2 separate regions of the Homo sapiens genome follow, and region 1 is linked to region 2. Evidence: read pairs that join two places in POLR2A ChIA-PET (ENCODE). Cell type or tissue: IMR-90. All regions are shown on one strand. Each heading gives the region's core, and the rest is flanking DNA. Links, peaks and the distances in the headings are about the cores only.

Region 1 (5,893 bases), core at 277-5,276, 520 kb before region 2:
GACTCTCCTTCTCCCCCTAACATCCACATGGCAGCCAATCTTTCAACACTATGTGTGTCAAGCCTCTCTCCCACCTCACCACGACGCTCCCAACACTCCTGCCATGCTGGCCCTCCTTTATGTATTTGAATGCTTGGAGCTGATTCCCGCCTTGGGCAGAGTACTGACTGCTCCATCTCTCTAGAAAGCTCTCTCAGTAAATGACTGATGGTTCCTTCTCACTTCCTCAAGAGGCATCCCAGACCCACCAGCCTGAAGTCATCACCCAGGCACCTCTATCACATCCTCCTACTTCAATTACCTAAAGAGTTCTTGCCGCTATCTGATATTATCTTGTTTATTTAATCGCTTTGTCTGTTTCCATGAGAGTATTCTTGTCTTTTCATCACTGCACTCCCAGTGCCTAGAACAATGCTTGCACACAGGGAACCCTTAATAAATATTGCTGATTACATCAGTATCTTCATCCCTTTGATAAATGATGATCAATGATGACCCAAGATACTGTGCTCTGTACTGAGAGGGATGAGGAAGGATATGATGGCCTCGGTATTAAACAGTCACTGCTTGAACACCATGTATGACAAGAATTAGGCTGGTTAAACCCAAATGTCCAACAATGATAGACTGGATTAAGAAAATGTGGCACACATACACCATGGAATACTATGCAGCCATAAAAAATGATGAGTTCATGTCCTTTGTAGGGACATGGATGAAACTGGAAATCATCATTCTCAGTAAACTATCGCAAGGACAAAAAACCAAACACCACATGTTCTCACTCATAGGTGTGAACTGAACAATGAGAACACATGGACACAGGAAGGGGAACATCACACTCTGGGGACTGTTGTGGGGTGGGGGGAGCGGGGAGGGATAGCATTAGGAGATATACCTAATGCTAAATGAGGAGTTAATGGGTGCAGCACACCAGCATGGCACATGTATACATATGTAACTAACCTGCACATTGTGCACATGTACCCTAAAACTTAAAGTATAATAATGATAAAAAAAAAAAAAAAAAAGAATTAGGCTGGTTAGATTAGTGTCCTCTGAAGGATTCTCTTCAAAGGGAATCATTTTATCCACACATGTTCCTGCCAGCTCTGCCCTCTTTTGGAACACCATCAGTCTTGCCTCAAATTATAAAATGAGGTTGGGCGCAGTGGCTCACGCACATAATCCCAGCATTTTGGGAGGCTGAAGCAGGTGGATCACTTGAGGTCAGGAGTTCGAGACCAGTCTGGCCAACATGGTGAAATGCTGTCTCTACTAAAAATATAAAATTAGCTGGGTGTGGTGGTGGGCACCTGTAGTCCCAGCTACTCAGGAGGCTGAGGCAGGAGAATCGCTTGAATCCGGGAGGCAGAGGTTGCAGTGAGCTGAGACTGCGTCACTGCACTCCAACCTGGGCGACAGAGAGAGACTCTGTTGCAAAAAAAAAAAAAAGGTATATATAAAATGAGTAGAAGTGATGATGTGATGATGGTGATAATGACGATGGTGATGATGATGGTGACGACAATGAAAACAGTGATGGTGATGGTGACAATGGTGGTGTTGATAGTTACCATTTACAGTGTCCCTACTGGATCCCAGCTACTCTAGTATAATACTGCTTATCCTCAAAACCACTCTGGCCAAGCAAGCATTAGAGTCCACACTGTAATAGGGGAAGTAATGGCAACACAAAGGGAGAAAGTAACTGGCCCGTCACAGCAAGTGGCAGGATGGTGGCCGAAGCCAGGTCTGACTCAATGCCTGCACTTCTTCCACGCGGTCACACTTTGAAAAGAATTGACCTCCAGTTCCTGCCAAATCTACCACCCATGGCAGCGGCAAAGACAAACTCTGAGTTGACATGTTGGTTTCACAGAAGAGATTCACATCCAGAACAGTCCATGATGTGACATATAAGATGGAAAATGTGCTATTAACAGAGTATAAGCCCAGGATTCACTTCATATCACAACCTTCAAGAAACCAAGTTTTAGGGAAAACAGTACTTCTCCCCCCATTTTTGTAAGCAGGGCTGGGAAAGAGGAAGGTTAAACTGTTCAGTACAGAACAGATGCTGGTCAAGTAAACATTATGAAAATGTTTGTGTCATCAATTGAGAACATTCATTTTCTCTTTTCCTCTGTACTCTGTAGCAAAAAATACACAGTTTCCAAACCACTAACCTTGTGAGTTCTTCTTGGAGTTGTGTGTGGTCAGGCGGAAAGAATTTCACCACAAACTTAACAACAACGTGCTTTGGCCCTAAAGAAGAAGAAAAAAAGAAGTAAAGCATTTACTGATTTGTGTTTCAAATGCCATTAAAGAAAAAGACTTTACAAATACAAATAATGCATCTCATTCCAAGCTGCCAAGTGCACATCTGCCATTTTCCAAGTCACTTAACAACTGGCCAAGTTCAGCTACTAATTCACACTTCCATATTGTGGGGAAAGAGAGATCCATTTTTAAAAAATACTGTGACAAAAGTACTACATAGAGCTATTAAATTTTTTCTCTGCAGACTTAAATTTTATCTAGGTTTTTTAAAATAAAGTCATTTGTCTTCAAAAATGTATCTAATTGGCTGGTTTTACCCAAATAATGAAAACATACATCAGTTATGCAATTCATTATATTTAACTATTTATAAGGTACAGTTGCTAATATGTTCATCAAATATGTTTTCAGCCTCTAGGTGCTCTTCTGAGCTCTGGGGAAAACATACACCAGATGTGGCCCTGGCTTTGTCTCAGCCAGCCAAGGCCTTTATCAGTATCTTATAAACCCTCTTACCAATGAGTTTAGACAAAATCAGGAAGTAGATAGGGAGTGAGGGGAGGGAGAGATTGAATAAGATGAACAACTTTTCAGAATTTAAAAAAAAAAAAAGAAAGAAAACAGGACAGACAGATTATAAAATAATAATCTGTGGCCAGGCGCGGTGGCTCACACCTGTCATGCCAGCAATTTGGGAGGCTGAGGTGGGCGGATCATCTGTGGCCAGGAGTTTGAAACCAGCCTGGCCAAGATGGCAAAACCCTGTCTGTACTAAAAATTAGTCAGGCGTGGTGGCGGGCGCCTATAATCCCAGCTACTCAGGAGGCTGAGGCATGAGACTCATTTGAACCCAGGAAGTGGAGATGGCAGTGAGCAGAGATCGTGCCACTGCACTCCAGCCTGGTGTGAGAGAGCAAGACTCCATCTCAATCATCATCATCATCATCATCATCATCATCATCATCATCTGTGATTTGCATTGGAGTTTTTTTGTTTTGATGTGTAAGCTACAATATAAGCCATCTTAAAAGGTCTGCCCTTTGGAATGATAGCAATACATTTATGTTCTATGAAATATAAGGTACTATAATGAAATCTAAATTTTAACTGTCCTATTACAAAAGCAGAAAAATGTCTGTTTTACTTTTCACTATCATATACAAATACTAATTATGTATTATAATTTCTGTGATCACATATTCAAGTTTAAAAAAAGCAAAAATGACATACAATAAAGATGTTGACAATATGTACAAAATTGGGAGAAAAAAACAAGGCATTAAAATTAACAAACTCTTACATGTCAATTCTGGAGCACAAAATAACAGCAGCAAAATGAGGAAGACGAGAAGGCTGCACCACTTATTCTCTGCGATTTTCACTGAGCGGCTACTCAGATCCTTAGAAAACTTGAAACTAGGAAGATGCTAGCACTCAATGCCAAGTGACAGCTTTGTCACACATGGCCTGTCACAGCATATGGAGGAGACAACTACAGTAATGCTCCAGCTCTGACCCAACCAGAGTCAACTCTGTCTTCAGGTCTGCGCCAAAGATATACCTTGCCACTGTTAGCAGTTCCCTTCATGCGGGGGACAAATGTCGATCTCCTAGACTCTATGCTACCTGGGCCCATGAGGCTGGGGGGCTTCTCTTCGCCCCCAACACTAGTCGTTGCCTGCCAGCCATGCTCAGGACACCCAGCAAATATTAAATGATGGCCATTTCATTGTCAGTATAATTATTATAAGTAACTGCTTAATTGAAATTGTAGATGATCAACATCAATTTCAATTGCACACGGGCCACACAGAAATTGTGCTGCGTGTTTATTACATCCACATCAATTGCTGTAAGTGGCCCAGTGGGGTTTCTTAATCAGACATACAAATGATCCCATAGGTACTGTAAGCTTCATGCTCAACTAAAAGGATACAGTATTCTCAGATTTTTGTCCAGACTCTGACTACATTGAAGGGCCATTTGGGATGACATTGGGACCAGAGCTTGATGCTGAATTTTAGCTCAAAGCATAGAGAGGGGAAGACACAAGAAGAGAGAGAAAAAGGAAGCATTCTTTTTCTTTGTTCCTCCCCTACACATTCCTTAATCTTTTCTTTCCAACACACAGTCTAAATGCATACATGCCAGCCTCCCTTCAGGGCTCTGCTTGCTACTCAGAAACACACACACACACACACACACACCACATACACACACACACTCACACTTTCGGCCACTCTTTTTCCCAAACAATACCTGCATTCTGATTTCACAGGCTTTGAAGAGGAAGGACCAAAAACCTAAAAACAATTTTATGAATAAATGGCTCCACCTCTTCCCTTCGAAAGTGACAGAAAGGAACAATGGCATAGACAAGACAAGCTCAATTATTCTGGGGTTTAAGATAATAGCAGGCTTCAGTTGTTAATCAAAATGATATTTTATTTTCCAAGCTCGGTTTTGATTACCAAACTGTTACACATTAAAACTGCAGAAGACACACATTTTAATAGTACACGGATTAGTCGATGATGAAAAGCAATTATGGGGTAGAAGAATTTGTGTTTCTAGTGCTTCATGCCACAGGGCAAGAGATGTCTAGACATGAAACTGTCTGGCTTCAGATTTCACATCACTATTAAACATATGGTATATACTCACTTCTAATCTGTTTCACAATGGGTTTTAGGAGATCCAGCCACACCTAGAAGGGAAAAAAGAACAGATTAAGACCTAAGTTCTCAATGAAAGAGTGCAAGTATTTTGAGATTTTGTTTAAAGCTGTTTAAAATCAAAATATTTTTGAGGATATGAGGCCGCCTGTTCCATTTTTCTCCAGAATGCCGTATCTTACGTTGTCTACCACTTTTATAAAACAGATCCTAATTTGCTGATATTATCCCTGAGCTTGAAAATTAAAATTGCTCCTAGACTCAGATACACATGGTTAACTAAGAAGTTTTCTATTCTCATTTATACATTTATCATATTTACCTATTTGGAAAATATTAATGAATGATTTCATTTGTGACTATCAGCCGAGTGAAATACGTACATTCCTTATTGAAACAGAATACATAGATGTGTGAGTGTCTAGAACAGCACATCTTTGAGGGATGCGGAAAGGGAATGAATATTTACAGAACACCACCTCTGCACCATGCACTACCTATAAGCTACTGACCTCTCCAGACAAGGCCAGAGGGATTCTTGTTACCCAGGAGTGACATCTGAGACTTGCAGAGGCTAATTTGCCCCAGGTCCCTCAGCTAGAGAGTGACACTGCTAGGACTGAAATCCAGTCTAACTTCAAAGTCCAGACTCTCTTTCACACATCTGCTTCTTGGCACACAGTCTGGATAGCGAACTTTTCAAGGAAGAGAGAAACCTGCTGCCTTTATTAATAAAATGTAAGTTGACCATCCCATTTCATGTGTTTTTTTCTTTAAACTCCCCCTTGAATTTCTAGTCATTTGAAAGGGTTCCACAGAAGCTCATATTTGCATATATGACAAAACTAAGTTAATGTGCTTAATAGAAAGAGGGTTTTATAAGTAAATATGAAAACGAGAAACAGCCCTTTAGAAAATCATGCTGAGAACCACAG
Region 2 (5,893 bases), core at 417-5,416:
TAGACCTTAGACCTGAGAGTCTTTTTGAGGGAAGGGGACATATGTGTAGGCTGACATCTGGTGGTTATTTTAGAAAATTTCTGGCTCCTGGCTTTGGCTAGGATGTGAGGTCACCTACTGTGGTTCTGTGGTATGAAACACAAAAGGAGAAGGAGGAACAGGTGTAGGCTGTGCTTGTGTATATGTGTGAGAGAGTGAGAGAGAGAATGGGGCTGGGACGTATGTTGAGCTTGGGTCTGAGAGCCATCTCGATGAGTTTTCGGGGGATAAATCAGTGGATTCTGTGTGCATTAAGTCTGGAAAACCTTAGGCCGGGCATTTCAGGCAGAGGATCACTGTTGAAGACTCTTCTGGGTGGGGACTGGTCCAGAGAGCTTTTTAAAATGGTGAGGAAATAGGTCTGGAACAGTCAGCTCAAAGTCATTCCTAAGTAATGGCAGGACTGGAGTGAGACCCCTTGACCTCACGCAGGAAGCCAAGTGCTCTTTCTGCTGCTGGGGAACCTTGTTATGTTTCATTTTGGAGGTCACTGAAGGTTTCAGGAAGGGAAAACTTCCTCTGAGTCTCACAGGGCTGCCTATCCATGGAAAACAGCATCTGTTGTTTTGGCCTGCCTGGCACTATTCCCCTTTCTTCTGGACCAGCTCGCAGATTTTTCCTTTGAGGAAACAACCCTTCTTCCCATCTCAATTCATGAGGTTCAGGAAAGATGAACCTCATGTGCTGAAGTTAGGGGTGGGCATTACTGTTGCTTGTTCCTGGACACAGTAATTAATTGAAAGATGGCCTTGCAAGTGTCCTGCCCAGGAACTGGAGACACTGTTTCTACTGGGGTTGCAAACTAGCCAAGGTAAGCCTGAAGGGTACCATATTGTGAATAATATGCAAATGAAGCCAGCCTAGAGAAGCTCAGTGGAGAGAGACACAGTGTGAGGTCCCAGGTCCTGCGTTCTGTTGGGAGCCACTGAATTTGTTGTGTCTGAAGCTGGTCATACTCCTGGACTTTATAATTGTTTCAAGAGCCAATCATTTCTCTATTTTGACTAAGCCAGTTTAACTGAGTGTCTGTTGGTTGTACCTGAGGGAGTACTGCCCAAAATGGAAAGTGTCTCAGTTTGATAACTTAGGTGATTAGCATTGCATTAACATGACCTCCAGGACTAATTTAGTTACTACGCGGTCCAGTTAACATTGCTGAGAGAAAGCTATGCTCCTTGAACATCTCTAATAAAAGCAGGATTTTTGAGGAAGCAAGGATGTCTAACTACAGATAGTTTTCACTGCTAGCAGTACAATGTAGTGATTTTCCCGCTGATAAGGGATCAGCAGTGCCATCTCTACATACAAAGAACTGAATGTCTTGGAAATAATATAGGTGGTACATTTAAAATAACAATACTGTATGTTTTCAAATGAAAATGATTTTGACACATTTGCCAACATCCTGAATTGCATTGAAATAATTTTGTAATTAAACTTCAGAGAATACTGAAAGCATGATCCAATAATAAAAAGCAAATGAATTATGGACCAAATACATTGTGTTAACTCGTAGTGAGCTTTTAAAGGGGAGTGGAGGTGGTATCAAAATCTTTTTTTTTTTTTTTTTTGAGATGGAGTCTTGCTCTATTTCCCGGGCTGGAGTGCAGTGGCATAATGTCAGCTCACTGCAGCCTCCACCTCCTGGGTTCAAGTGATTCTCCTGCCTCAGCCTCCCAAGTAGTTGGGACTACAGTCATGCGCCATCATGCCTGGCTAATTTTGTATTTTTAATAGAGACAGGGTTTTGCCATGTTGGCCGGGCTGGTCTTGAACGCCTGGCCTCAAGTGATCTGCCTGCCTCAGCCTCCCAAAGTGCTGGGATTAGAGGTGTGAGCCACTGCTCATTGGCAAAATTTTTTGAAAGGAAGGAACTTTAACACTGAAAAATAGTATGATAGTAACTTATTTCCTTGCAAAGTAATTGTAACAATAAATGAAAATCTTTCAACCTCTTTCAGTATGCACAGTTCCTAAATAAGTACTAATCTGATTTCAGAATTTCATTTTGTAACAATTTATGACAGAACCAATTTCAGTTATGCATTTTGATACAATATGGTGTAGGAAACATATTAAACTTATGACACAGAGGAGGTGTGAAATGTGTTCTATGAATAAATTTGAAATTTGTCTGCTTGATCTGAAGACAGATTGGGACATCTATCAGTAATACGAGGGAAGAAATTTCTCCCTGGCCTTATCAAATAATTTTTTTCATTTATCTTTTCAGGCTGTGAAGGCTGTCAATTCTGACAGACTTTTAAAGATCAATATTTCATATGGAGTTGGAATTGAGGTCCTGAAATAATTATATTCTCAAACTTTTGAGAATCATTAGGATTATGAGTGTGTTAAAATAGGACATAACTTAAACCTGTGTTTAAGGAGATTAAATTTACTTATAAAATAATCTCAAAGACCAAAGTATCACTGAATCAGACCTCTCGGATCTCACCTTAACAGCCCTTCTTATTTTCCAACTATAGATAAGTAATAGCTCCTCAAGGACTTTAATGACAGGTACACACAAAGTTTATGAGCTTAGAAGTTACATTTGCAGTAGTGTTAATGACAGTGTTGGAATAATAATATCCAGAACATCTTATAGCCTGACTTTGCTTTGAAGTGCCTTAAAAGACAACAGTTGTAGCTTTATATCATCAATCACACTTAGTTTAAGCTGACACAAAACACAGTGATCATTTTCCTTCTCCAAATAATCATACAATGAAGGCTAAACTCTACACAGTATCTGAGTTTTCAGGCATATTAACCATATTTCTTCAATGCTTGAGCAAGTTGGTTAGGTTTCTTGTCAATAATTGTTTATATTATTTTTTGCTACTGCATACAGTACAAAATATAATTTCATTTATTTACTTAATCAACATTCATTGGGCAGCCATTGAACAGGATACTGTCCGAGATCTTACAGAGCTCATAACTTAATGGAAAGACAGACAGGTAAACTTGCAATGACAGCCCCATTTCAAGAGTGCCGCGCTGAATGGGAGGCCATATTGAGAAATAGCTGATGTCCAAGTTCAAGGCTCAAAATTTCTCCGTGCCTCTGTGTTCCCATCTGTAACATGGGGATAATAGACCCCTCCAAAGAATTATGGTGCTGATGAGCTGTTGAATATGACCACCCACAATTTCTGAATTTATCTTTCAGGTTTAGTTCATAGAAACACCGAATCCATCAACCCATCCATCAATATCCGCCTCTGTCTTTCTACCAATTTCAAATTCTTGATGAAGGAATTGATTAGTTCAATTGAATTAGGTGACCTCTCTTGGTCTGGTGATCTGTGGCTGCCAGAAGCCTGCCCCTACTATATTGTGGATTAATGAGTGTCATTGTGAAATAGACAGAAAATCCAAGCCTTGTCTGTTATACCTACATGCAGATTTTGTTGCAGGTTTTTCATTGCAGGCTTTTGTTTCAGGTTTTGTTGATTAGTAAAATGCAAATCTGAAAGTTTTATTGGATTAATAATTTATTGGCTAGGCACCGTGGTTCATGCCTGTAATCCCAGCATTTTGGGAGGCTGAGGTGGGCAAATCACTTGAGGTCAGGAGTTCAAGACCAGCCTGGCCAACATGATGAAACCCCGTCTCTACTAAAAATACAAAAATTAGCTGAGCGTGGTGGCGAGCACCTGTAATGCCAGCTACTTGGGAGGCTGAGGCAGGAAACTCACTTGAACCCTGGAGGCTGCAGTGAGTTGAGATTGCCCTACAGCACTCCAGACTGGGCAACAAGAGCAAAACTCTGTCTACAAAACAAAACAAAAATTAGCCTGGTATGATGGCGCACACCTGTAGTCCCAGCCTGAGCAACAGAGTGAGACTCCGTCTCAGAAAAAAAAAATATTTCCACAGTTTATTTTCTCACAGATATTAGCAACATGGCTGTTATCCTATAGGGCTCCATGGACTTTTTTTTTTTTAAATATTAAAGGATGTTTCTTTATTTGAAAACTCTGGAAACCCCTGTTCTAAAGAAGAGACATTTATATAAATATTTCTAGTGCTTGAGGTTTACTAAAAAAATGAGAAAAGACAAGAGTTCTGGAGACTGGTTGCACAACATTATGAGTGTACTTAATGCTACTCAATTGTACACTTAAAATGGGTAAGATGGTAAATTTTATGTTATACATATTTTACTACAATTAAACTTTTTTAAAAATGAGAAAACACACCAGGCAGTCTCACTGAAACATTTTAACATTTGATGAAGTTTCTTATTTAACAGATAAATGCTTTTGTCCAAACAAAACAGGTTAATCAACCTAGATTTCCATATTAATTTTATATACAATTAATGTCTGAAGATTGAAAAAAATGGGGTATGTATACCCTGGTATACAATGTTAAACCCATGAAGAAGAAAACTACCTGAGACATTTAAAATGTAAAGTAGAAGAAATTCTTCATTGTCATTGTTAGACATCTCCATGCAGGGACATTTTTATCAGGTTGGTGCAAAAGTAATTGTGGGTTTTGCCATTAAAAGTAATGGCAATTTTCGGCTGGGCGCGGTGGCTCACGCCCGTAATCCCAGCACTTTGGGAGGCTGAAGTGGGTGGATCACGAGGTCAGGAGATCGAGACCATCCTGGCTAACACGGGGAAACCCTGTCTCCACTAAAAATACAAAAAAAAATAGCCAGGTGTGGTGGCAGATGCCTGTAGTCACAGCTAGTCAGGAGGCTGAGGCAGGAGAATGGCGTGAACCCGTGAGGCAGAGCTTGCAGTGAGCTGAGATCATGCCATTGCACTCCAGCCTGGGTGATAGAGTGAGTCTCCCTCTCAAAAAAAAAAAAAAAAAAAAAAGAAAAAAAATGTAATGGCAATTTTTAAATTTTGTCATTAATAGTAATGGTGAAAACCACAATTACTTTTGCACCAACGTCACAGAATGTTCATTCAACTTATAAACAGTGACAGAGATCTGCTACTTTTCAGGTACTGGACGAGGTGTGGGGCATAGGGGTAAACAAGATTTCGAGGGTCCCTGTCCCTGCTGAGCTTATACTATAGCAAAGAAGACATTAGACAAGAAATGACCAGTGAGTGTAATAAGTGTTTTGGTGCCTGTGGGAACACATAGGAGAGGCCCTTTATCTGGTCTGGGGTTTCCTGGAGGAAGTGATATGTCTGCCCAGGGGTAAAGAATAAGTAAGAGCTAGCCAGACAAAGAGGTGGAGAAAAGAGTGACAGGCAGGGGAACACCACATCCCACGATGCAGAGACGGGAGAGAAGATGGTGAGTCCAGTGAATGGAAGGACATCTGGAATGATGGGCGTGTAGAGTTTCACATTAGTCTGGATGTGTCCAGGGTTAAGATTTTCTGGGTGGTTGATGTGGAACAATAAGCAAGGGATTTGGGAGGTTTGCAAGAGATTGGTTGAAGGGAAGGCCATGTTATGGAAGTTAGATTGGAGAGGAAGAGAAGATCCCAGGAGCACAGGAGCTAAGAAGTGACCATTTACTAGCATTCATTGAGAAATGGGAAATTAAGGGTAGATCCTGAAGACATAAAGATGTACAATAGGTAGCAGTATAGCATATTAGCTAAAGGAACGAGATTGGAGAACCAACAGATCTCCTTCAAGCCCCCCCAACCCCGCTTTTTTTTTTTTTTTTTTTTTTTTTGAGAAGGAGTTTCACTCTTGTTGCCCGGGCTGGAGTGCAATGGTGTAATCTCGGCTTACTGCAGCCTAGGCCTCCCAGGTACAAGCGATTCTCCTGTCTCAGCCTCTCAAGTAGCTGGGATTACAGGCATGTGCCACCACACCTGGCTAATTTTTTTTGTATTTAGTAGAGACAGGGTTTCACCATG

Evidence for each region. ChIA-PET counts read pairs that join two places held together with the same protein. Peaks named below come from ENCODE experiments on the same cell type or tissue, not always from the same donor. Only the 100,000 strongest peaks of a DNase experiment are listed, where the experiment ranks them.
Region 1: POLR2A ChIA-PET joins it to region 2 with 5 read pairs; 2 of 35 experiments call an interaction of 5 or more read pairs at or near these places.

The regions. Positions count from the first base shown.
Region 1 is chr13:98,364,492-98,370,384 of GRCh38, reverse strand. FARP1 (FERM, ARH/RhoGEF and pleckstrin domain protein 1) reads right to left here. Exons shown (of 27, transcript NM_005766.4): 4 at 4,948-4,990; 5 at 2,190-2,268. Among named protein-coding and RNA genes, the nearest start is that of FARP1-AS1, 68 kb to the left of the region's middle. In IMR-90, for the core only: no CTCF peak of the experiment used is centred there; a DNase peak (open chromatin) is centred at 2,204; H3K27ac peaks cover 1,219 bases.
Region 2 is chr13:97,843,675-97,849,567 of GRCh38, reverse strand. No RefSeq gene overlaps it. Among named protein-coding and RNA genes, the nearest start is that of IPO5, 110 kb to the left of the region's middle. In IMR-90, for the core only: no CTCF peak of the experiment used is centred there; no DNase peak of the experiment used is centred there; H3K27me3 peaks cover 574 bases.